Regions from separate parts of the Mus musculus genome. Here all the other regions are linked to region 1. A link is a loop called in an ENCODE intact Hi-C map of the cell type or tissue named here. Cell type or tissue: heart. All regions are shown on one strand. Region 1 holds the start of Ccdc90b (coiled-coil domain containing 90B). Region 2 holds the start of Pcf11 (PCF11 cleavage and polyadenylation factor subunit). Region 3 overlaps Rab30 (RAB30, member RAS oncogene family).

Evidence for each region. Hi-C counts contacts between places; a loop is a spot of excess contacts. Peaks named below come from ENCODE experiments on the same cell type or tissue, not always from the same donor. Only the 100,000 strongest peaks of a DNase experiment are listed, where the experiment ranks them.
Region 2: it touches region 1 in a loop (7-fold over the local background); 4 of 42 quality-filtered maps call a loop at or near these places.
Region 3: it touches region 1 in a loop (1.9-fold over the local background); 3 of 42 quality-filtered maps call a loop at or near these places.

The regions. Positions count from the first base shown.
Region 1 is chr7:92,556,240-92,564,239 of GRCm38, forward strand. It overlaps Ccdc90b (coiled-coil domain containing 90B), which reads left to right and starts at 4,910. Exons shown (of 9, transcript NM_025515.3): 1 at 4,910-5,396. The coding sequence starts at 5,297. In heart, CTCF peaks have their summits at 4,797 and 5,587; DNase peaks (open chromatin) are centred at 4,932 and 5,232; H3K4me3 peaks cover 1,963 bases; H3K27ac peaks cover 2,039 bases.
Region 2 is chr7:92,664,294-92,672,293 of GRCm38, forward strand. Pcf11 (PCF11 cleavage and polyadenylation factor subunit) reads right to left here and starts at 5,619. Exons shown (of 16, transcript NM_029078.3): 1 at 5,136-5,619; 2 at 1,447-1,572. The coding sequence starts at 5,327. In heart, a CTCF peak has its summit at 4,437; DNase peaks (open chromatin) are centred at 4,628, 4,848 and 5,768; H3K4me3 peaks cover 4,122 bases; H3K27ac peaks cover 2,619 bases.
Region 3 is chr7:92,824,399-92,832,398 of GRCm38, forward strand. Rab30 (RAB30, member RAS oncogene family) reads left to right here. Exons shown (of 5, transcript NM_029494.2): 4 at 5,128-5,311. Among named protein-coding and RNA genes, the nearest start is that of Ddias, 46 kb to the right of the region's middle. In heart, a CTCF peak has its summit at 3,870; no DNase peak of the experiment used is centred here.

The DNA.
Region 1 (8,000 bases):
TGTTGGGTCCTGTTTGTATAGTCAATTAGTCTATGTCTTTTTATTGGGGAATTGAGTCCATTGATGTTAAGAGAAATTAAAGTAATTGTTGCTTCCTGTTATTTTTGTCGTTAAAGTTGGGATTCTGTGCTTTCAGCTGTCTTCTTTTAGGTTTGTTGAAGGATTACTTTCTTGCTTTTTCTAGGTTGTAGTTTCCATCCTTATGTTGGAGTTTTTCCTTTATTATCCTTTGAAGGGCTGGATTCGTGGAAAGATATTGTGTGAATTTGATTTTGTCATGGAATGCTTTGGTTTCTCCATCTATGGTAATTGAGAGTCTGCCTGGGTATAGTAGCCTGGGCTGGCATTTGTGTTCTCTTAGTGTCTGTATAACATCTGTCCAGGATCTTCTGGCTTTCATAGTCTCTGGTGAGAAGTCTGGTGTAATTCTAATAGGCTTGCCTTTATATGTTACTTGACCTTTTCCCCTTATTGCTTTTACTATTCCATCTGTATTTAGGGCATTTGTTGTTCTGATTAATATGTGTCCGGAGGAATTTCTTTTCTGGTCCAGTCTATTTGGAGTTCTGTAGGCTTCTTGTATGTTCATGGGCATCTCTTTCTTTAGGTTTGGGAAGTTTTCTTCTATAATTTTGTTGAAGATATTTGCTGACCCTTTTAGTTGAAAATCTTCATTCTCATCTACTCCTATTATCCATAGGGGTGGTCTTCTCATTGTGTCCTGGATTTCCTGGATGTTTTGAGTTAGGATCTTTTTGGATTTTGCATTTTCTTTGATTGTTGTGTCCATGACACACCTGAGATTCTCTCTTCCATCTCTTGTATTCTGTTGCTGATGCTCACATCTATGGTTCCTGATTTCTTCCTTAGGGTTTCTATCTCCAGAGTTGTCTCCCTTTGGGTTTGGTTTTTTGTTGTTGTTGTTTGGTTTTTGGTTTGTTTGTTTGTTTGTTTGTTTGTTTCAACTTCACTTTTTAGATCTTGGATGGTTTTGTTCAATTCCATCACCTGTTTGGTTGTGTTTTCCTGTAATTCTTTAAGGGATTTTTATGTTTCCTCTTTAAGGACTTCTACCTGTTTAGCAGTGTTTTCCCGTAATTCTTTAAGGACTTCTACCTGTTTAGCAGTGTTCTCCTGTATTTTTTAAATGAGTTATTAATGCCCTTCTTAAAATCTTCTACCACCATCATGAGATATGATTTTAAATCCGAGTCTTGCTTTTTGGGCATGTTGAGGTATCCAGGACTCGCCGTGGTGGGCGTACTGGGTTCTCATGATGCCCAGTGGTCTTGTTTTTTGTTAGTAAGATTCTTACATTTGTCTTTCGCCATCTGGTAATCTCTGGTGTTAATGTTCTAGCTGTCTCTGGCTGGAGCTTGATCCTCCTGTGATTCTGTTATCCTCTGTCAGTACTCCTGGGAGTCCAACTCTGTCCTGAGTCCCAGTGGTCAGAGCACTCTCTGCAGGCAAGCTCTCCTCTTGCAGGGCAGGTGTCCAGAATTCTGGAGCTCTGATCCACCTCCTGAGTCCTGGGGTCAGAGCCCTCCCTTGTAGGCCGACTCTCATCTGGCAAGGAAGGTGCCCAGGGATCTGAGTCTCAGCTCTGCCTCCCGGCTGGCTAGGGATGAAGGCCCAAAGGGACCCTGTCCAAGAAGCTCTGTTGCTTCTGTCGCCCACGTGCTCTCCAGTGATCACGAGGTCCTGGGTGTGCTAGGGGTCCTGCGGCATGGAGAGTCCTCTGAGGACCTTGGTGCCCTCTGCCAGGTTCACACAGAAGATGGCGGGACTGGCCCCGACTGGAACCCCTGTGGTCAGGTGGGGTTCCTTTGTCCCCGTTCCTACTGGCACAAGACCCTCCATGATTCTTTGGAGCTGATGTTGCGTTCCACTCACTTGTCATCCCAAGGTCCTGGGTGTGCTAGGGGTCCTGTGGTGTGTGCTGTGTGTCTTGATCAGAAACCTTCCCATGTTTTCCACATATGCGATCAAATGTTTAAACATGCTATGTCATTGTAGAGATGAGCCTGGACGCCCACCAAAGAAACCAGCAAGTATCTTTGCCTTCTGCTGGGTATTTATCACCGTGGCCCTGAATCAGCACTATTCCTCTCCCACTCACTAATGAGGTAATTTAGCACAAATTACTTGAAAACTGGAAAAGTAGTAATGGCTTTATTATATATGCGGTTGGCAAAAAATAGTACTTCTCTAAACTTGATGAGCACAAAAGTAAAAAGTAATAAAAGTGGTCTTTCATGATGATAAAATGGCACTCATTGCCTCTGCTAAGCTGCCAGCCTTTCAGTTATGGACAAACTAGCCTACTTCAGAGAAGCTGCATTTCCAATGCCCAGGCCACTTCACACCAGTGGCACAGGAAATGATGCTTTTGCCCGCATTGGTGAATACTCCTGGGAAGAGACTTAAATGGACTCTTAACTTATTGTGGCTCAAAAACTTTCAAAATTTCTTGAGTCTGCTGTATGAAACTCAAAATCTTTACTCATTCATTTTTCACCTCTATTTTCTCTAATTCTACCCAGTGTCCATGTATTCCTTTGCCCCATCTAAAGGTTTCTTTACCAAATTATGATCACTCACAGATTCATTTAATGCATATTTTTCAAAGGCTTGTTATGGGCCAGGCACCATGCTAAGCACTAGAGACTATAGCAATAGATGTGGTTACCACCCTCCTGAAGGACATAGATAAGCTCGTGACAGGAAAAGGTTGTGTTCTTAACTAAAGCACCAAATGTGCACATGGCATAAAGGCTTAATAAGGAGGCATTTCAACTGGGATCTGACTTTTATGAAGAAGTTGATCTAATACATTAGAAAATTTTCTCCAAGCTTCAAAAGCATTGTATGCAAAGGCCACAAATAAGAACGGGATTAATAACTTGTGCCTGCTCACTCTAACCCTCTCTTTGGGTCCTATTATCTCTGCTTACTAGAAATCCTTGAAAACATGTTTGAATCCTACTTCTCCCATCTTTTCTAAATTCTTTTATTAGTGTACATTCACTGTACACATGATGGGTTTAGTAATGGCATTCCTTTTCAAAAGTATAATGACTTTATGCTTGTTTAGTCCCCATTACCTGCTCCTGCTACTCTCCCCTTTCTCTTTCCTAATAGTCCCTCCCCTTCTATTTTATGCCTTACATATACACACCGCTAGATTGCACATATGAGGAAACACACGGGATGTTTGTATTTGTGTATCTGCCTTACTTTGCTTAATATGATACTCTCCCGTTCCCCCACTCCCACCCCAATGTCATGAATTTGATTTCCTTTTTTAAAAAATTATGTATATGAGTACACTGTAGCTGTGTTCAGACACACCAGAAAAGAGCATCGGATCCCATTACAAACGGTTGTGAGCCACCATGTGGTTTCTGGGAACTGAACTCAGGACCTCTGGAAGAGTAGTCAATGCTCTTAATGGCTGAGCCACCTCTCCTGCCCTTGATTTTCTTTATAACTAAATAAAACTCCATTGTACACATAATAATTCTTATTCATTTGTTGATGGGCACCTAGGCTTTCTCTATAGCTTGGCTATTGCAAATATGGCCAACATCCCACTCTCAGCTGGACTAGAAGATTAATTGTTTAAAAACTTACATGATACTAAGATATTACTGTTTCCTTATTCTCTACCTTCTCCTGTTTTTCTATTACAAGTTCTTGTGAAAAAATATAAAAGCAAAATTCTGGGCCTTTAGGCCCAGGCTTGGGAATGTGACTCAATGCTCCAAGGTATGCTAGTCATAAAACAGACATTCCTCTACCCACCGCTTCCTGGGTTCAAAGAGTGTTCATTCAAAGAAAGTTACCCTGACCCCCCCCCCCTGACCATTGCTGGAACCCGCTATGCAAATGTGCCATTGTTAGGGGCTCTTAGAAACTGTCTTGAGAGATAACCCGAACAATTACCAGGTATTCCTTGTGACTCTTGTGACTTTGCACTTCCTTTTGACTCTTAACTGGTATCTTTGGTATTTTCCAACAATGCCTTCCCCACTTCCTTGAGTTGTGGTTTCTTCCTTTAAATACCCCCTTACCCAGCTACTTGGGGCGCCAGGGACCTCTACCCCTGCGTGGTGTATTACTGTGGTCCCGAGAGCACTCTTGAATTAAAAGTCCTCTTGCAGTTTGCAGCAAGACCGTTTCTCATGCGTGATTTGGGGTGTCGCCTCTCCTGAGTCAGAACGTGGGGGAGTCCTCATGTTGTGGGTCTTTCACTTGGAGAGCAGAAATCCTTATAATCCCCACATAGCCTGGGAAAAAAATCCTGTACAGTAAGAACTTAAATTGTTGTTGGAATTCTTTCTTTGTTCTTCGAATTATTAATCTTTAAACCTAGCTGGCATTCAGATATTTCTGAAAATGAAATTGGAAAATATTTTAAAGTCTAGAGTGCTTCGCTTGAATACCAGGGACCCACCTGGCAGCCCAGGAGAACTGTCTCTCCTGTCTCTGTCCCTAGTACCCACGACAGAATCATTTTAATTTCCTTCTATGTGTAATCTACTAAAGTGCTTGCTGGTGGGAACCAAGTTTTGTTTTTAATGAGCTTCAGTGCTTGAAATGGTGGCTGGTGGGTAGCTGATTCCCACAAAGTTGCAATCTGGGTAAGCGACAGACTAGTTAGTACATTGCTTTCAAGGTTTTACCAGGTGGGGCAATGACTTTGGTAACTGAAGTTGGAGAATGTTAAATCATGAACAATGCCGACCCAGGAAATGGAGAATTTTCGTTTCCCTGAAGAAAAGGCCTAAAACAGTTGGTCCTCCAGTGCACCAGAGGGCCAAGCAGAGAGACGCGAAACTGCAAGTGTGTGATACGCTTTGGACTTCCACGGGCACTGGTCGATGCTACAACGCGGTCTCATCCCCACAATCCTCAGCAGCAAGGACTGCGGGTCCCATGATGCTATGCTGCTACGCTGGATTCGGTCTGGGAAGCTTGCTGCGGGACTAACTCGCCGCCCGCAAATGGGCGCCAGAAGGTTCTCCAAGACCCCGCTTTCTTAGGGCGGTAAAGGCGGGAAGAGATGGGAAAAGGGCGATGTGCTAGGGGGATAAGCTCTGAGTCGTGTTAAGTGTGGCTCTGTGAAGAGGCCTAGCTTTGTAGAAGAAAAACCTCTCAAGTAGGTGCTTTGGTGACAGACCGGAAACTACATTTCCCAGCATCCTGATGGTGAGAGGACTTCATTGTCCGAAAGCCTCAGCGAAAATCAACGCGTATTCCGCTTCCCCTTGCTGACCTGCGGGGCTCCGAGACTATGAGGAGCCGCTGGATTTGGCGGTTCCTGCGCCCTGACGGCGGCGGAATCCGCTGGACTTCAACTCCTCATGGGCGTCTGTCACCCGCCCTGCGGAGAGGTGAGACGAAGACTCGCTCAGGGAGAAGGTTCGGGCGGGTGTGCCCGCTCAGGCGTCCGCGAGAGTGACACACCCCCTGCAGGGCCCCGCCCACCCGCGCAGAGCCACCCGCGAGCTCCGGGGATGGTGGGTCTTGGGCGTTCCAGACAGGGTCTGGCTGGAGGGCTTCCTTCCTCCTAGACCCAGCCCCTGCGGACCTGCGCCTCCTCTCGGCTTGAGTTGGTGGGGGCGCGGGGCGGGGTTCCGTCTCCATTTATGAACTCTTAGGTAGTTTGCGGGTGTTCTGATTTACAAATCACATAGTAGGGTTTTGTTTTGTTTTTTAAGTGTCCTGGAACCTATGCGTTTCCAAACACTTTGTTAGTCTGTATATCCTGGAGAATATCTTACTTTACTCTGAGAACTATTTCCAAGGCTTTTTTTTATACTTGTGCTTTTCAGTTTTTCCGCCGTAAAAGGCATCCCAACCTCCACATTTCGTTCTTCCTGGATCTGTGTATGATGATAAACTGAGTTATTCAGTACCCAAAAACACTTCTCCGCCCTCCACACTTGTGTGGTTTTGTTGTTTGCCACTGTTTTGTTTTCACCCTGTTATTTAATTGTATTTGTTCCGCTGACTTTCAATCAAGGCTGCCCTTGCAAGGCTACTGTTTAGCTGCTAGAATTAGTCACATCTTTGAATCCATATTTAGGTAGTTATTATAAATACACATTCTGGTGGACTTTTCAGAAAAGGGTGGCGAGGTGGGTCCACTGGTAGAAACTTGTGCTGCACACAAGCATAACAACACAAAGTTGAACCCCCAGCCACTTCCAGGTTCAATAAAAGCTGCCCTATCAAAGACTTAGGAAGGGCATGACAGAGCAGGATACAAAGACCTCCTCTGTTCTCTCCTTAGGTATGTGTGCCCTCACACACAAAGGGGTAGCATTGTTTTGAATCTGATGAAATAATTCAAATCTCAACTTATCTGTGTACTTTTACCAAAAATATAACACCCCAGAAAAATGTTAATATTTTGGTACAATTTTCAAGTTATTCCACTTGAAGTCTGGTTACTCTTGAGGAAATCTTGTCTCCCCTTAAAATTAGTGCATGGTTTGTGTCCCTGTTCAGTGTAACAAGTATTTACTGCTTACTATAGACAAATGTCAATAGTCTAGCAAATTTGAAAGTTGGTCCTTATCCCATGGAAATACCACAGTATAGTTATTTTCAAGTAGATGGTGAGATGCAGAGGAAGCCGTGATTTGTCTACGTTTTTGTCGATGGTGCTGCAGTCTTCATTTGTTACTATCCACACTTAGCAGTACATCAGAAACACTACAGATGATTGATTCTTCTAAGTACAGATTGCCAAGCCTTATGACCAGAAGTACTGAATCAGTCCTCAGGTGGAGAGGAAGCATTTTTGTTAGTTCATTTAATTTGCCAAGATTCTCTGAAGCAACATATACATTATGCCACTAGACTATAATGTAAGAATATGTTCTTTGGAGTTGTTAGTTTGAAATGAGTTTCACTGTGTAATCTTAGCTGTCCTTGAGCTGAAGAGCGGGCTGGCCTTGAACTCACAGAGATCCACCTGTCTCCACCTCCCGAGTGTTGGGATTAAAGGCATGTACCACCACCTACTCCCTGAGAATATATGCTTTAATTCTTTGAATTTTTATAGAAAAATAACAAGCTGGTACCAGGCGAGATAAGTCTGCAGGCAGAGGTATTATTGCCAAGCCTGATGAGCTGGGTTTGGTCCTGGGACTCATGTGATGGAAGAAGAGAGCCAAGTCCTGAAAGCTGACCTCTGACCTCCACACATACTTCTACATGCACACACCCACATACATACATCCACATACAAATATACAAATAAGAAAACTTACCAGTTATGTCTTTGAAGTGGTTCAGTTCTAAAAACGGCCAATAAATTAATAATTAGATTTAGTGAACTCTATTTTATATGCCTTTTTAAAAAGTAAATTTTGGCCTTTTCCAAAAGAGTCATTTTCTACAAGATAGTCCAGAGATCTATAGTAGAAATTTTGTAAATTGTTAAGTCTTTTAATTTTGAATTTGCTATCTCACTGTAAACATACAAGATTAGTTTGAAAAAATTAAAATGATGTATGTAGGGTTTTGTATAGATGTCAAATGTACTCTTGTTTTGTTTTTCAAAAAAGGGTTTCTCTGTATAACCCTGGCTGTCCTGGAACTTGGCTCTGTCACCTAAGCTGGCCTCAAACACTCAGAGATCTGACTGCCTCTCTGCTGGGATGAAAGGCATGTACCACCACTGCCTGGTATCAAATAGACTCTTAAGGAGTGCTTATGAATCAAATTGCTCATGTCACAATCAGACCAGTGATAATAGCTTATTGAGAATATTCAAAAGCCTTTCAGAGAAATGAAACAGATACTTTCCCCACTCAAAGTCCTGGTGCCAGAGACTTATCAACGCCCACATCAGAGAAATAAAGTCACATAAAGAAATGGGATGGAGAGATGGCTCAGCAGTTAAGGACACTTTTAGAAGACCTGACTTTGGTTCCCAGCATCCATCTCAGGCAGCACTTGTAAATGCCTGTAACTCCAGCTCCAGG
Region 2 (8,000 bases), 110 kb after region 1:
CTAAAGTTAACAAAATTAGTTCTCAAAGAAATCAGGAAAGTGGTTATCTAATAGACTTAAGCAAGCAACCAGGCAACTTTTTATCTTCTTAAAAGCACAAGTCTCCACATTTTAGGGCTCCTACTAAACTCACTGAATGAAAACATAAAGCCAGAAATTGGTTTACCTGATGGTTAATGTTTTTTAAAGTTACTTGCTAGTAGTATACAGTTAGAAAGGGAAAATTATCTTAACAACCAAATGCAATACACTATGACTATTATCTTTGAACTACTACTTTGGGTACAAAAGATATCCTCATAATTTTAATACACAAAATACTAGGCAAGAATGGGCATTATATATCTTGCCTGTTCACACTGTAATGTATATAAGGAGATTTTTTAGAAAACAGAAAAATACAGTAATTAGTAAGACAGGTTTTTTTTAACTTTAGCCCTATATCTATATTCATGTTGTTAGAGAATATATTTACAAGGTCACTTTTATGAACTATAATAAAACTAGATTCAGTAAGATACCAAAACCCCAAATAACTGGAACATACTGAAATTTAAACCAGGTTAAGTTCCCCTAAATTAATTATTACAAAGTAGGCTGTCCTTAGCCTCCAGTGATTAGTACTTAGCAAAGATCAAATATTCATACCACTGACACTTTTTAGTATCTGAAATATAGCTTCCCAAACTATTCCTCTATATACTATTTCTTTTCTACCTACTTAAATAACCCTACTACCCAATTCTACCATTCAGACACCTGGTACTTTCTATAACAAGTTTTAAAATATAGCATCAACTACATTGTTAGGAATCTTTAAAATATATATCTTCAAGGGCCCTACTGCTCAGTGTGAATTACTTCAGAAAACACCTCCTGCTAACCAAACAACCAGTTACAATGTCACAATGGAATGTACAATTTCTAGCTATGAACACTAACAAGCATTTCTCTCAAGCACTAAAGAGGAATTAAAGTATTTACAGAATAACTTAAAGCAATTAACTGGTCCAACATTCACACATCCCTGAAACTTTAACACTTTAACAAGGTAGCAACTCTAAAGGACATTTTGGGGAAAAGACTTAATAGGAACCAGGGAGGCTCAGGCTTCATACTCCCTAACACTATTTAAACTACAAGACTAGGCACCCTGGAAGCTAGCTTTTTGTCCATATTCTACAAATAACTTCACATAACCAAAACATTTCAAAAACACACAATTATAATTAAGGTATATTCAAATCTTGAATGGATTAAACAGTATCCATTTTAATATTCTAACATAAAAAACTAGCATTTGCCACTTTCCTTGAAAAGGCACTTTACAGTAAATGTCCAAAACAATGAAACATTCCACCACCCAAGAAAACCCAACACAAGACCAGTATTTATTTAATCTGGAACACATTTAAAATTTTTTCAAATGTTTCTAAATATATATACCTTTTCAAACACACAAATAAATGTTGCAACTAGATTTTTAGTAAAGGCAGTGAGATATTCTCTTCCAACATTTTTCACGATAGAATCCATAAGGTACATAACTGGAAGCTTCTCTGAGGAAGGAGCCTGAAGTATAAAAAAAGAAACTGAGAAGTTTAGTATAGTGAAGTACCACAAAAAAAAAAATTAACTTTCAAAGTGGTTTTAAGCCTACAATACAGACCTCTAGCTTTGTTGGTACAAAATGCTTTTGATGTTAACTTTATAAGCCTTTAAAGTTTTCAAAAGTACTTGTCTCTTAAAATGTTTTAGTTGTGCATAAAAAAAAAAAAAAAAAAAAAACTCAGAACTATCAAGAGGAAAAACCATTATCTCTACTTAACATAAATTTGTGTGTACTTGGTAGTGTTCAAAGTGGCAATAAAAGGAGAGGGAAAAATATTTTCTGTAATCCAAGTGTCAGCTTGGGGATCTGTGTTTATGTTGTACCTTGAATCAACCAAATACTCTGATAGATGCCCTGGTTTCACTGGATAATTTTATATGTTAAAGTCTATAACGCTTTGTTGTTACCTATAAAATCAAGATTACTTTTCTACAATCCAAATAATGAACTTAAACACACTTCACATACGAAGTCAACGGCAAGACGTTTAAACCTTGCACACAAACATGCAGAAGTGCAAGCTTGTTACTGATACAAGAAAAACTGGATAGAGGAGCCGCTGAGTCATGTAAGTCAGGTTCAACTGGACTGGAAACCTGGATGTCCTGAAGATTTTCTTCACAGCATGGACTGTCGTCGAAAGAGTTCTCCTCTTACATGCACAAACCAAGGAGTCTAAATTTGTGCTGAGCCAGTGTGGTGATGCTGATAAAGGTAGCAGCCCTTCCAGGGTAAGGTTGCCCCAGTTGAACTGCAGAGCCTACCCACCACTGGCTTTTACAGCAAGGAACAGCAAGCTTCCAGAAAGCATCAGCAGGTTCACAGACTTGTTGAGGAGCACTAACACACATGCCATACAAGCTGTTAACTGACTCCACAGGAGTACCCAGGATTTAAGGACACAAAACTTAGGTGAACCCCCAATTACCCACCCCATGTGTACATGAATCTAACTAAACACTTACCCAGAGCTACCTGTAGCTAGGGCAAGCTCACACTTCTGGGGTATGCAATGCCATACTTCATAAAGCAAATTGCCCTAACAAGTGTGTGGAAATGCTCTTGCTTCTGTTATCACCCTTACAACCGAAGTTGACTAAAGAAATGTTTGAGTAATTCTGTATAAAAAAAAAAAAACTTATGTGCTAGTAAAGGGTTCACAAAGCCACTGTGTGGGGGCAAACTATTAAGTACCAACATGTCAAATGTTTTTTTGCTGTGTCTTCACCTTATGTCTTGTTTTATACCATTTAAGAAATCATTGCACTTAAATAGGCTCTTTTACCACCACAATCTGTTCAATAGGCTACTGTTTTATTGTACAAGTGAAGTCCTTCCATGTAATATCCCTTTTCCTACTGTTATGAGAAGACTGAAATTAGGTGTGAGTCCATTAGTTTAGTATTGCTGAGATGCTAAAGAGTAAGGACACAAACATATACTCCCAGAAGCATTAAACCAAGCCAGTTGCTACCAAGTAATGTCGAGCCCTCCCCTCACCCCGGCCCAGGTTACGAGTCTTTCCCCACAGGGGCTTTTACATCTGCCACTTAGTCTGGCTTTACAAAAATAACCAGGAAACATGTGCTCAAAAACTTTGAACTGACTTGAAAAAGTAGTCCACCTATTTTCACCACTTTGTGTAACAAAACACACAAATACATAATGCATAAAGTTTTCAGTTCTCCAAGGTCTTGTAGGTCCATTTTAAAACCAGCAAGAAGCTGTCTCCTTTGAATGCAATCTGAGCTGCTAAATATTAAGTGCTGTGAATACCAAAACCCAAAATATAGTATGAAAACTTTTGTTCTTATAAATCCAAGTGCTGTTCTTTTTTTAAAGGTATTTAATGTTAAGTCTTCAACAAGGAAAAAAAAGGTATATTTTCTCTGCCAACATGTATGTAGTTATCAACAAAAAGTTGGGTATGAGGAGCACTTCCTTCTTAAACCTCATACTACTTTTAAAAACCAGCTGCTTCACAGGCATTCGACAGGAAAAGGTGAAGACTTGTTTTAGCTGTCAAAAATGAACACGATAAATTTGCTGGGCCCTTAAAGAAAAAAAAAAAACCTTTTCCCCCTCTTTAAATTAAGATTTGAAAGGACCACGTGAAACCGTGTATCTTGTGAACTGATTTACCCAAAAGAGTGGATGGACCTAAAGAAGAATGAACCCAAGTCACTTAAAGACTTTTGTTTAAAACACACAACCACAAAAGTAAAAATTCTTGGAAACAGATTCTACACCTTACAAAGGTAAATAAAAAAGACAAATACATATTTTATATGTTTTATTCACAAATTTTATAATACCAGTCACACATTTCAAAACCATTTATTAGAGTCAGACCACTCAGTTGTACACTAGACAGAAACCGTCTCTAAACAACATATTGGTGGTTGTTGTTAAAGTGGCCTTTTAAAAGGGGTTCACTCTGCTAAAAGGAGGCTCATCCTGATAATTGCAATCACTAACAACTAGAGAAAAAAAACTAAACCTTAAGTACAAGCTTGAAAAGTAACTTAAAACGTATTAATTGGGAAACGGTTAAGACTCAATATAAACTAAGTTTAACAGTAACTTTACTTAAATAACATATCGCTCCCACATGAATCCACAGAAGAGCAAGACCAGAGGGAAAACAGAAGGTAGCAAAGGACCACTTCGCTCAAGGGGTGAAGAAAAGCAAGCCTTCACTATCAGGGAAGGGAGAAAACGAGAATAGGAAAAGGAGGGACTGAATTTTTCAAAGAAACTTCCAAGTATTTGTTACCCACTGGGCCAATTCTCCACCTACAGGTTGGATAAGACCTCCCCCACACACCCAAACCCCATCCTCAGCCCAATTTTCCTACCATTGGGGCAAAATCAGACCCTCCGAGAGGAGAATAAAAGTTTGATCCAACAGCCCCCACCCCAAAATGGGGCTGACGGGTGAGAGCAGCTGCCTGGCTGGCAGGGAATGGGTTCTCTCCTCTCTTCCCTTTCGCATCATGTGCTTTGCAGGCGCCATGTTGAGCTAACAGGCCGCTGCTCCACTCGGGGCCAATTCCCTATACCCAACCCACCGACAGCTCGCTCCCAGGTCCCCCTTCACCTCCTTCCAACCCACAGAGCACAATTCCCCAAAAAGGACACTGAGGGAAAGCCCCTCCCCACCTTCCCAAGGGCTTAAGATGGTTTGTTTTTTAACTCTTTCGCTCCCCAAACACCAACTGCCTCTAAGTATTTCCCCCATCCGAAAGGCTGTCCCCGATGCGTGGAGCGTGGGGACGTAGTCAGAGGTGGCCTAAATAGGGAGTTGGTAAGCGGAAATGGGGCTCCACCCTGCATCCTCCCCGCTCCCTCCCGAAAGAGGCCCACGCTCCCAGCCGGGGCCAAAGACCAAGCCCGAGTCGGGGGTGGGGGGTTGGAGAGGAGGAACTCCGTCCCCCTTCGGATGGAAGCGAGACCTGGGATGAGGCTGACACTAAAATCAAGGAGTATTAGAAGAATAGGAGGCTGCGGGGTGTATAAAAACCTTGGCGGTTTGGGCCTCGATGAGAGAGACGATCTCCTTGGCGAAGGGCAGGTTCTCCTCGGCTAGAATGGTCAGCATATTGATGTGCGGTTTGCTATTGAAGGTCAGGTCTTCCAGCGACGACTGATAATCCCGACAGGCGTCCTCCCGGGCCCCCGCAGCCCCGGCCTCCGCCGGCGTCTGCTCTGACATTGCGCCGCGGCCCCCCTCCGAGGTCCGCCGCCGCCGAAGCTGAAGCCGCTCGACACCCCGCCTCCCTTCCGACGCCTCGGCCTCGCTCCCCGGGTCTCCGGCGGCTGCGGCTTCACCACATGCTGACCACGGAGGGGGGATGGGGGACGACCCAGGGGGAACCTCGGGGAAGAAACGCCGCAGCCTCACGGGGAATCTCCGTCCGCTTCCAGCCGCCGCCGGGGCTTCTTTCTCCACAGACACAAAATGGCGGCGGCAGTGGCGGCTCCAGCTCCGAAAATGTCTGTGTTCCCAACCGCTGCGTCGTGCGAAATGAACTAGGGGAGGGGAAATGTGCGGTAAGGGGCGGGGCCGTTGGAAACACCAGGCGGGATTGGCTGGCCCGCGCGTGTCACAGGCCCCGCCCCCGGCCCTTCCGCAATACGTCCAAGCACCGCCTTCTTCCTCGGTCGAGTCTCGGCTTTCGCAACACCTCCGGCTCGGAGACGCGGTGCAAAGGACGGTCGGCTCTCATTGGCCAATTCGTAAGGGACTGTTCGGTCATTTGTTACCATAACAACCCATCCAGGGAAGCCAGTAGAGGACGGAGGCTCCAGAGGACCGGCCCAACCAGTTTATGAAAGCTGCACCAGGCCCCTTCCTATGCACTCCTCCAACCACTGGGCGACTCCATCAACCATCCTCCTCCCGCTTGCCTCCTGGGTGCGGGCGGGGGTTGGCATGAGCTGGAAGAGCGAAAGCCTCCAGTCAAGGCCAGTCGCCCCGTCTCAGGTGCTCCCGGGAGCCTGGGCGGGGCTCGCTGAGCCAGCTGTCCCTCAGGCATTAAGGCGGAGACGCCTGCCCTACCCGGAATCCAGACTGGAGTAACTCCTGCTAACTGCCACACTCATAAAAGCACCTAGACAGGCTTGCAGGAGTTGAGTCCCCAGGAAAATGCTTTTATTAGGAGGTGCTATGTGAGAAAAGCTTTCCCAGAGGAGCTGGAGATCTTTTGAAGAAGTCACATTTCTGGAAGGGTATTCACAATAACCTAATAGCACTCACCTCTTCAATCTGCTACATTTCCAAATGGCCTTAGAATAAATACAATATCTGAGCCATACTTGATGGCTCAGGCCTTGAACCTCAGCCCTCAGGAGGCAGAGGAAGGTGGATCTCTTGGAGTCGAGACCTGTCAAGTCTAAATGTCAAGTTCCAGTCCAGCCAGGGCTACTTAACGAGTCCCTATCTCAAAAAAACATAACACTTAATCCCAGCACTAAAGAGACAGAACGGAGATCACTGATTTCAAGGACAGCCTGATCTACAGAGTGAGTTCCAGGACAGCCAAGGCTACGTACAGAGACCTTGTTTAAAAAAAAAAAAATACATCTGAGATATATGGAAAAATACCTTAGATTTCTATAATCTGGTTTTTAAGATACACAAAACAAATAGTTTGTCAGAGCCTTAGTGAACTATGAAGCACAGTGGAGGGATAGTTCGCACACACACATACACACACAAACTGATGACACGTCCACTCCATGCTATGGTTAAAGGGAAGGCTTTTATTGTAGATATAAAGAAAGAACTGCCATGGCATCTGGAGAATCCAGAGCAGAGAAAAAGATAAACCGAACACGACCATCAGACCATGGCCATGGATGTCTTTGAGAGAAGGGAGAATAGCGGCGGATAGACGACAAAGATGGTAAGAGAAGGAAAAGCAGAGCAGAGGAAGAGAAAAAAAAAAAAAAACCAGCAAGAATAGCAGGGTTATAAAGAATGAGGAGCTGGCAGAATGGAAGCCTGTGGGCTGGAGGGAGGTTAGGGTACCTGAGGAGGAGAAAAGGGCTAGGATGCTAGCATGCACTTTGAAGACTGTAACAGGTATTTGTGGTACCAGGGAGCCTGAATGCCAGCATTTGTGTGCTTTGATATCCTGATAGGCACCAACGTAACCACATATGTCTTTTGGACAGAGGGGAATTGGTTTCACAAGTTCCTGAGGAGTGCTGACTTTTATATAACTGCCAGAAATCCTCCTACAATCCAGACTGAGCCCATTTCTGGATATTTAAACTGCCTTTTGGAGTTTGAGGAGTTGGGGTTTCCTTTGAATGTGAAAATTTGGGGATGGTTTGGTTTGGTTTGAGAAAGTGTCTCACTGTGTCCCTGGCTAACCTGGAACTCTCTGGGTAGAGTAAGCTAGCCTCAAACTCACAGCATTTTGCCTGCCTCTGCTGGGATTAAAGGCTTGTAACACAGTGCCCAGTACTACTTTTAGATTTTGTTTTTTAAAAAATAATTCCTCAGTTTGGTAGATATATTCATATTCTCTCTCTTGTCCTCATTCTCTTTCCCTCTCCCTCTCCCATGCCTCCCTCCTCCCTCCCTCCTCTCTATCTCTTCAATACTGGACATCAAATCCAGGGTGGCATACATCCGGGCAAGTATATTACTGCCAAGCTACATCTTTAATAAGTCCATATCATATCTTTTTTCAGTTTCCAAATCCGATTCTTTTTTTTAATTAGGTATTTTCCTCATTTACATTTCCAATGCTATCCCAAAAGTCCCCCATACCATCCCCCCCACTCCCCTACCCACCCACTCCCACTTCTTGGCCCTGGCATTCCCCTGTACTGAGGCATATACAGTTTGCACAACCAATGGACCTCTCTTTCCACT
Region 3 (8,000 bases), 270 kb after region 1:
TCTGATCCCCACATTTTGCTGTAGGTAATTTAGTCACATATTAAAATTATCCTTTCTCCCACTGTACCTTTATGTTAGAACTCTAAATGTCTAAGAAAAGACCTTTGATCCCTACTTTGCCTTCCACTTGGTGCCTTGGTACTTAGAAGTAGTGTAGTATGTATAGAAACAGGAGTAGTGTGTTCATTGAATATGTATCGTAAGTCAGTGCCTCTGATAGATCCTTTTACCTATGTTACCATTGCCACTCTAATTCTTAGTATGATCTCTGGGAAGTAGATGGTATTGTCCTGATTGTATACGCTTCAGAGGTTACTTAATTAACTTATTTAACCAGGGCTGTTGTCTGGAAGGGAGAGGAACAGGATATGAACCTCACTTGCTGACCTCTAGTCTTCTAACTCCGTGAGGTCACCTGTGGGATAAGAGGATAAGGAAGGCACAATAGGCTCAATACCTCGTATCAAGAAAATGAGGAAGGTGATGACTGGAAGAGGTATGAAGTGAAGAGCTAGAGAGAAGGCTTAGAGACTGAGTGCATACTTCTCTTATATATGACTTGAGTTTTGTTTCCAGCACCCATTTAGGGATGCTTATACTGTCTGACAATTTATTCTGGCCTATACTCACAGGTACTTATACTTACCTTCATATCCATCTACACACACACACACACACACACACACACACACACACACAAAATTTAAAAAATACAAAGAGAAATTAAACTGCATGAAAGGAGGTAAGAATACTGATGTTTCGTACTGCCACTCACTTTCTGAAACTTCTTGTTCAGATCTTCAGAGTCAAGTCCCATGGAAAGTTCTAGTCAGGAGCATCAAAGGATACTGGTACTAGAATGGTAGTTAAGTCTCGACCTAAGCATCCCACATTTGGTTTGTGTTCTTTGCATCCTTCTCCCATTTGATTGTTCCTTCACATCTTATGCGTGCCTTGGGAAGGGTAGAGATGCTTCCTGGCATTCTTTCAGCAGTTCATAGATAGCATCACACACAAGGGCTGACATGTGGCTCCTCTCATGTCCAGATGAGAGACAGGAACCTTCTTTTTCTCTTTTGCCTTGACTCTTTAAAATAGTTCCTTACTAGAGAGACATCTATACTAAGTATAGTGGTGAAGAGAAAGCTGGGATACTGGAAGCTAAAAGCAGGCTCTAAAATCTACATAAATGCCAACCAGAAGGTCAGAAACCTATACGAAATGAAGAAGACGAGCTAGGGTCCAGGGACAGGAGACAGGAGACAGGAGCAGGCTGAAGAGATTCTGACAGAAAGAACCTTTTGTAGTTTTCTTTTATTCTAGAGAAGGTAGTTGCCAACCTAAGGAATCAGGAAAGGATAACCACTTTTTCATGAGTTTCCTTCCCAGATATAAATTGCTATTTGCATATGTACTTGTGCATTCATTTGTTTGACTTGAAATGTTGGTGCCTGGGCTGGAGAGATGGCTCAGTGGTTAAAACTGTTCTTCCAGAGGTCCTGAGTTCAGATCCCAGCAAACTCATGGTGGCTCACAACCGTCTGTATCCGATGTCCTCTTCTGGTGTATCTGAAGACAGCTACAGTATACTCATAAACATAAAGAAATAGTTCTAAAAAAAAAAGCAAGAAAGGAAATGTTGGTGCCTACCATGGACTTGGCTTGTGCCATGAACAAGGGAAAATCAGGAATGGTCTTACGGTTACACCACGGGCTCTTTTCCATTCATGACTGTCAAGCTTAGGCATTCTGTTTATTTTATTTTCAAAACCAATGGCTTCACTTTTTAAATCTTTATTTGTATTAACTTGTATCTCTGTGTCTATGCATGTGTTTGAGCATGAGCTTGGCATGCATGTGAAGGCTGAAGAACAAGTTAGAAGAGTTCTCTATTTCCACCATGTGGAGTCTGCGGATCAAACTTGGCCCTTCCCCACTGGGGCATTTTGTTAGCCCTGATCTCATTTTTTAAGTGCTTATTACATGACTAAAATTCCATCTTCTTTGTCATTGGATTCCACCATAAGACCACAAGCTCTCCAAGAGCAGGCGTTTCTGCTTACTCATGTTTATATTCACAGCTCAGTCGCTGCCATTGACAGCTCTTTAGACTTCTAACATCTCATAAGAAATGAGTAGGCTAGTCCAGGTCAAGTTGCCTGTGGTTTATTTCTAACCTACCATGTTGAATGACTTATAAAAACAAAAGAAAACTGTGCATAAGGAAATAAGATGTAGCATGATGGTCTTCAGCCTCACCCACTGGCTTTCAGTCTATCACAAATTAATGAGTAACAAATACAAATGTAAGGTTAGCTTAATTTTTTTTAAAAGCTAGAGGGATTTTTTTGGTGTTCCTACTTGTTTACTTACTTTATGTGTGAGTGCTCTATCTGCATGTACACCTGCCTGTCAGAAAAGGGCATCAGATCCTATTACAGATGGTTGTAAGCCACAATGTATTTGCTAGGAATTGAATTCAGGCCCTCTGGAAGAGTAGCCATGCTCTTAACTGCTGAGCCGTCTCTCCATCCCCAGCCTACTTTTTAACACCTTAGCCTGATTATAATAGAGGAGGTTTTTGTTGTTGTCTTTGTTTGTTTTTTTGAGACAGAATTTCTTTGTGTAGCCCTTTGTTGTCCTGGAACTAGCTTTGTTGACCAGGCTGGCCTTGAACTCACAGAGATCTGCCTGCCTCTGCCTGCCTCTGCCTGCCCAGTGATGAGCCCATCTCACATGTTTATTCTTTTGATGATTTGTTTGCCCAGCTTGTGTTACAGTTGATGCTTAGTGCAGAGCTCCATGGTAGGTGAAGCACCACTAATCTTTGGAACTCACTAATACCCAGCTCTGATAACATTTTGTTTGAGATCTTTCAAACTCCACTCATCTAAGAATAGATAATCAATTCCTCCTTTGTGATCCCACAATCCTACGTTCATCTTGTTAACCGTCATTCAACTGTGCTCACAACATACTGTGTTAGGAAGGAAGCAGAGGTATGGAGTCAGAGAGACAACCTTGGTCCTTAAAGAACTCTGTCCGCTAAAGAGGACAGCCTGGCAAACTACTGACCAGGCATTGCTGTGACAGGAAAGCAAGAGCAGTGCAGTAAGAGGGCAGGTGAGCAGTGTAGTGCCCTGTGCTGTAGGTGAGAGTGGCAAGGGGATGCCCCGCTGCAGTGTTGCGAGGACGCATTGACAAAGGAGAGACTACAGTTTTTAGACACTCTGCTTCCTCTTTGAGAGGACATTGCTAATTAGTTGGAGATTTGGGTTCTTTGTAGACCATGACCTCTTAGATCAAGGGTTGTGTTTTATTCATCTTCTATCTGGTACCCTACAAAGGATGAAAAGAGACAAATGGATTATGGAGAAAGGTGATGAAACTAATTTGAGCAATAGATAATCATTTCTCAGGCTAGACACAGGCAGTCCTCTATGAGAAGGTGGCAAATATCTTGGCAAGGCCATACAGTATCTATTTTAGAAAATATTTTGATGTTTAAAGCAGTTCCTAAGACGTTACAGTCATGGTCACAGTGTTTTCTAATGACTGACAGTATCTAAATCTGGTCAAAGGAGTTGCAGAGGCTGAATGGGGCTTTAAAACAATAGCCTACTATTCTAAGGCACATCTTGGCAGAAGAGGACCATGGCCCGACTTTGAGGCAGAGAAGAGAAATAGCTTTTGTTCCAGCACAAACTGTCATGTGTATGTTTGGATTTAGCACACACAGACTTCATTTTATATTATCAAAGAGTTGCTGCAACTTCAAATCAAAGGAGAATATGTGTGCCGGCTTGCAACGTGGGCTACTGGTCACTACTCAGTGTCTTCAGCTAAGTTGTTATGGGGCTAGAGTGACACCAAGTGACTGCTAGATGTAGATGTCCATTTAATGAGCATGCAATGGCAAAACCAACAGGGAGGGCATGCCAGACTGAGTTCTGACATGGAAACAGAAGACATGGAGTCTGATGTCCAGCTTTGTAGGTACACGGGTAGAAGAAACAATTATTATTAAACTTGCCTACTTCACTCACTGGGAAGGGGTAAAGGACAATTAAGACCATCAGTGTAAGACGAACATCTGCTTTTTGTTCCAGGCGCACAGTTTGTGGTGAGTAAAACAGGTGACTCTTCCTGTTACGAAACTTTAAATCAAATAGGCCAGACAGGCATTAATCAAATTATTTCAAGTTTGTGATTAAGATATGCCAGTTGGAGAAATGATACAACATACTGCCAGGGAGACTGGGGGCAGATGTGGGGGGTGGGGAGAGGTTCTAGAAGGCCTTACCTGAGAAATTAGTATGGAGGTTAATTTACCTGTGACCTATGGAGTTTATAGTTAGGAGGAAAGCTCTTGGTGATATTCTTATCTCCCCAAACTCTGCTCTATAGTTAGAGTTGTATCTAGAGAAGAGGCCTCTGTGACCTAAAGTCATAGAGCTTAGGTGTGTGGAGGAGGGGCATGGCTCTAATAGTACCATTTCTATTTCCATTAACAGTGATAGTGTCTTGATATGGTCATTAGAATTTTAAACTGGGAAAGCTGGAAGTTGAGGAGGTTATATTTTTGTTCTCTTGCTTGCTGACTGAAGTGCCAATGCCCACAAAACAACAGCTTGCTCTCTATTGCAATGTTTGTGTACCCAGCTTATGGGCAAGAACGCAGAGTCCATAGTGAGTGTCGAATTGTCTGAGACATTGATCAAGTGACTAGATCTCACGGTGCTTTAGTTTACTGATGAGGGAAGTGTAGTATAATAATACTTACCTTATTGGGTTATTGTGAAGACTGAATTATTACATATAAAATGAAAAGAATAGAGCTTGGAATATAATAATGAACAACAGACCTTGGTTTGGTGTTTTGAGAATAAAAAAGTCTTAAGCAAGCAAGCAAGCAAGCAAGCAAACAAACAACCAAACAAACAAAAAAAACGGAAGAGATAAAGCTCTTTCCCCAAACTTAGAAACACTTGACAGCAAACAGTACTTTTCAGGGCAGAAACCAACCATGAAATTGTTTGTGTGATATTCTCATTTCTGAGCTCTAGCAAGGCCGTGCTCTTTGGTTTTGTGCTTTTCCAAGCTGAACCCTGTATTATGCCTCTGCAGTTACAGATCTGGGACACCGCAGGTCAAGAGAGATTTCGCTCCATCACTCAAAGTTACTATCGAAGCGCCAATGCCTTGATCCTTACCTATGACATCACCTGTGAGGAATCCTTCCGCTGCCTTCCTGAGTGGTTGCGGGAGATAGAACAGTATGCTAGCAATAAAGTCATCACTGTGTTAGTAGGTAAGTAAGGGCTAATGAGGAAGGAAATTGATTTGAGTGCATCAGAAAATTTATGATAATTTATTACTAATGTGTTGGTACCTTCCAAGAATATAGTATAGTTCCTGAGTTGTAGTCAACATTCAGTTATAGAACTGAGAACCTGAAATTAGTTCTATACGATAGTGATGATTTAGGAAAATAAACATATTGCTGACTTTCCTATCAGTGTGGGTGTAATAGAAGATCGTGTAAAAATAAAAGAAATCTTTGAAGTTGATGAGGAATTCATATTGAAGCAGGGTTTCTTGTTTGTTTGTTTGTTGTTTCTTTTTTAGCTTACTTTGGTGAATGTTTTTCTTCTTACTTTATGCTGACTTCAGACATCCCTCCTGTGTTTCGGAAATCCATGAAGGGAAATGCTGCAGTTTGTTTCATCCTGTAGGAGGAGGGAGTCTATTTAATGTGGGAGAAACCCAGAAAAATAACCCTTGATTTTCTATGGTGACAAATGCAATCATTAAGATGGAATCACAGGGCCTGGGGGATAACTGAGTTGGTGAAGTGCTTGCTGCACAAGCATGGGTACCCACGTTAGATCCTTAGTACCCAGGGAAAAGACCTTGGTGTGCTGGCCTTTGCTTGTAATCTCACAGAAGGCTGAATAGGCACACCCCTGAGCATTGGTGGGCAGCCTAATCATGGAGTCCCAGGCCTTATTGAAAGACTGTTACAAAACCCAAAAACACAACTAAGGTGGAATGCATCTGAAGAACAAGTTTGACCTTTGGTCTTCAGGTACATGTTTGTGTGCACACGCACACATACATGCGATTGCTATAAAATGGATCATATAATTATAAGCTCTTCTGGTTGTGATGAAAAAGCGGCATCAACTACCTACTTGTTAAAATATTTTCTCCCTGGGAAGGAATTCTGCTGTCATGACTTGAATTTTAGAAATATAGAAAACTACAGAAAGCATCCTTAAGTTACAAATTATGGCTATCAGCAAGCTGAGCAAATGTTTTTTTTTTTCTTTTACTGAAAATTGATTTTTTTCCCACATAATATATTTTGATTATAGTTTTTCCTCCCTCTACTCTTCCAAGTTCATACCATTTCTGTCTCTCATTAGTAAAATAAACAGTCTTCTACAAAATAATGAGATAAAACAAAAACTCACACATTGGTGTTTGACAAGACAAGCAGAAGGAAAACTCCCAAGAGGAGGCACAAGAATAAGAAATGCAGTCTTTTGCACACTCAGAAATCCTATAACGGGGCTGAAGAGATGGTTCAGTGATTAAGAGCACTGGCTGCTCTCTCAGAGGTCCTGAGTTCAATTCCCAGCAACCATGTGGTAGCTCACAACCATCTGTAATGGGATCTGATGCCCTTTTCTGGCCTGCAGGTATACATGTAGATAGAAGACTCATATACATAAAACAAATAAATCTCTAAAAAAAAGAAATCCTGTAAAATCACTAAATTAGAAGCTATAATATATATGCAGAAGACCTAGTGAAGAGCTGTATAGGGCCTGTGTATACTACTTCAGTCTGTGAGTTCATATTTGCCTTGATCATATTAATTTAGAGTGCTGTGTTTTCTTGGTGTCCTCTGGCTCTTACCCTCCTTTCTACAGGGTTTCCTGAGCCTTGAGGGGAGGGATTTGATGGGGACATCCTGTTTAGGGCTGAGTGTTCCAAGGTCTCTCACTCTGCATAATGTCTTGTTGTGATCTCTGTATTTGTTCCCATCTGCTGCAGGAGGGAGCTTCTCTGATTATAGCTGAGCAAGGTCCTGATATGATCTATGAGTGTAGCAGATTGTTATTAAGAGTAATTTTATTGCTACGTTTTTATTTCCTTTAAACAACAGTAGTATTTGGTTTTACCTTAGGTCTCCGGGCTATCCATTCTCTGGTTCTTGGACTCCCAAGTAGTGTTGGTATGAGTGCAATCTTGTTGAGTGGGCCTTAAGTCAAATCAGTTATTAGTTGGTTACTTCCACAAGCTTTGTGCTACTATTGCCCTAGTATATCCTGTAGGCAGGACAGCATTGTAGATCTAAGACTTTGTGGCTAGCTTGGTGTTCACATTCTCTTTTGGTAGTGTACAGAAAGACATCAACCAGTGTACCAAAGACACTAACTAGACCACAGGGATGAATGCTCAATGTAGGCACCAGCTTGACTTCTCTATGCTTAGTGAGTTGTATAGGTATTGTCTTCTGCAATGGGGCCTTGCTGTCAGTTTGTGGAGAGCAACCTATAGTCTTGGCAAAAACCAAGGTTGTTTGGGGGATCCTATGGGGTCCCTTTGGCCAACAACTCAAGGAGATGTAACGCAATCCCAGTAATGGAAACTTCATTTACTAACAAGAGATGATCAGTTGGGGACTCTTCTTCTCTCTTTGGAGATTTCATTTAGATTGCCTTCACTTCTGTTTATGTCTTAGGAAGCTTCTTCGTGTTAATTTTCCATACTACCCCTCAGTTGGCCCTTAATTTTAGCTGTCTCTCCTCATAACCATTTCTGCTATTTAAACTGTCCCCTCTAAACCCTTACTTTATATCTAACTTCTGCGACTCTTTAAATTGTAGCTTGGTTATCACTGACTTAATACCTAATATCCCCATGTAAGTGAATGCATAAACATATTTGCTTTTTTTGGATTTGGGATATCTCACTTAGAATGACTTTTT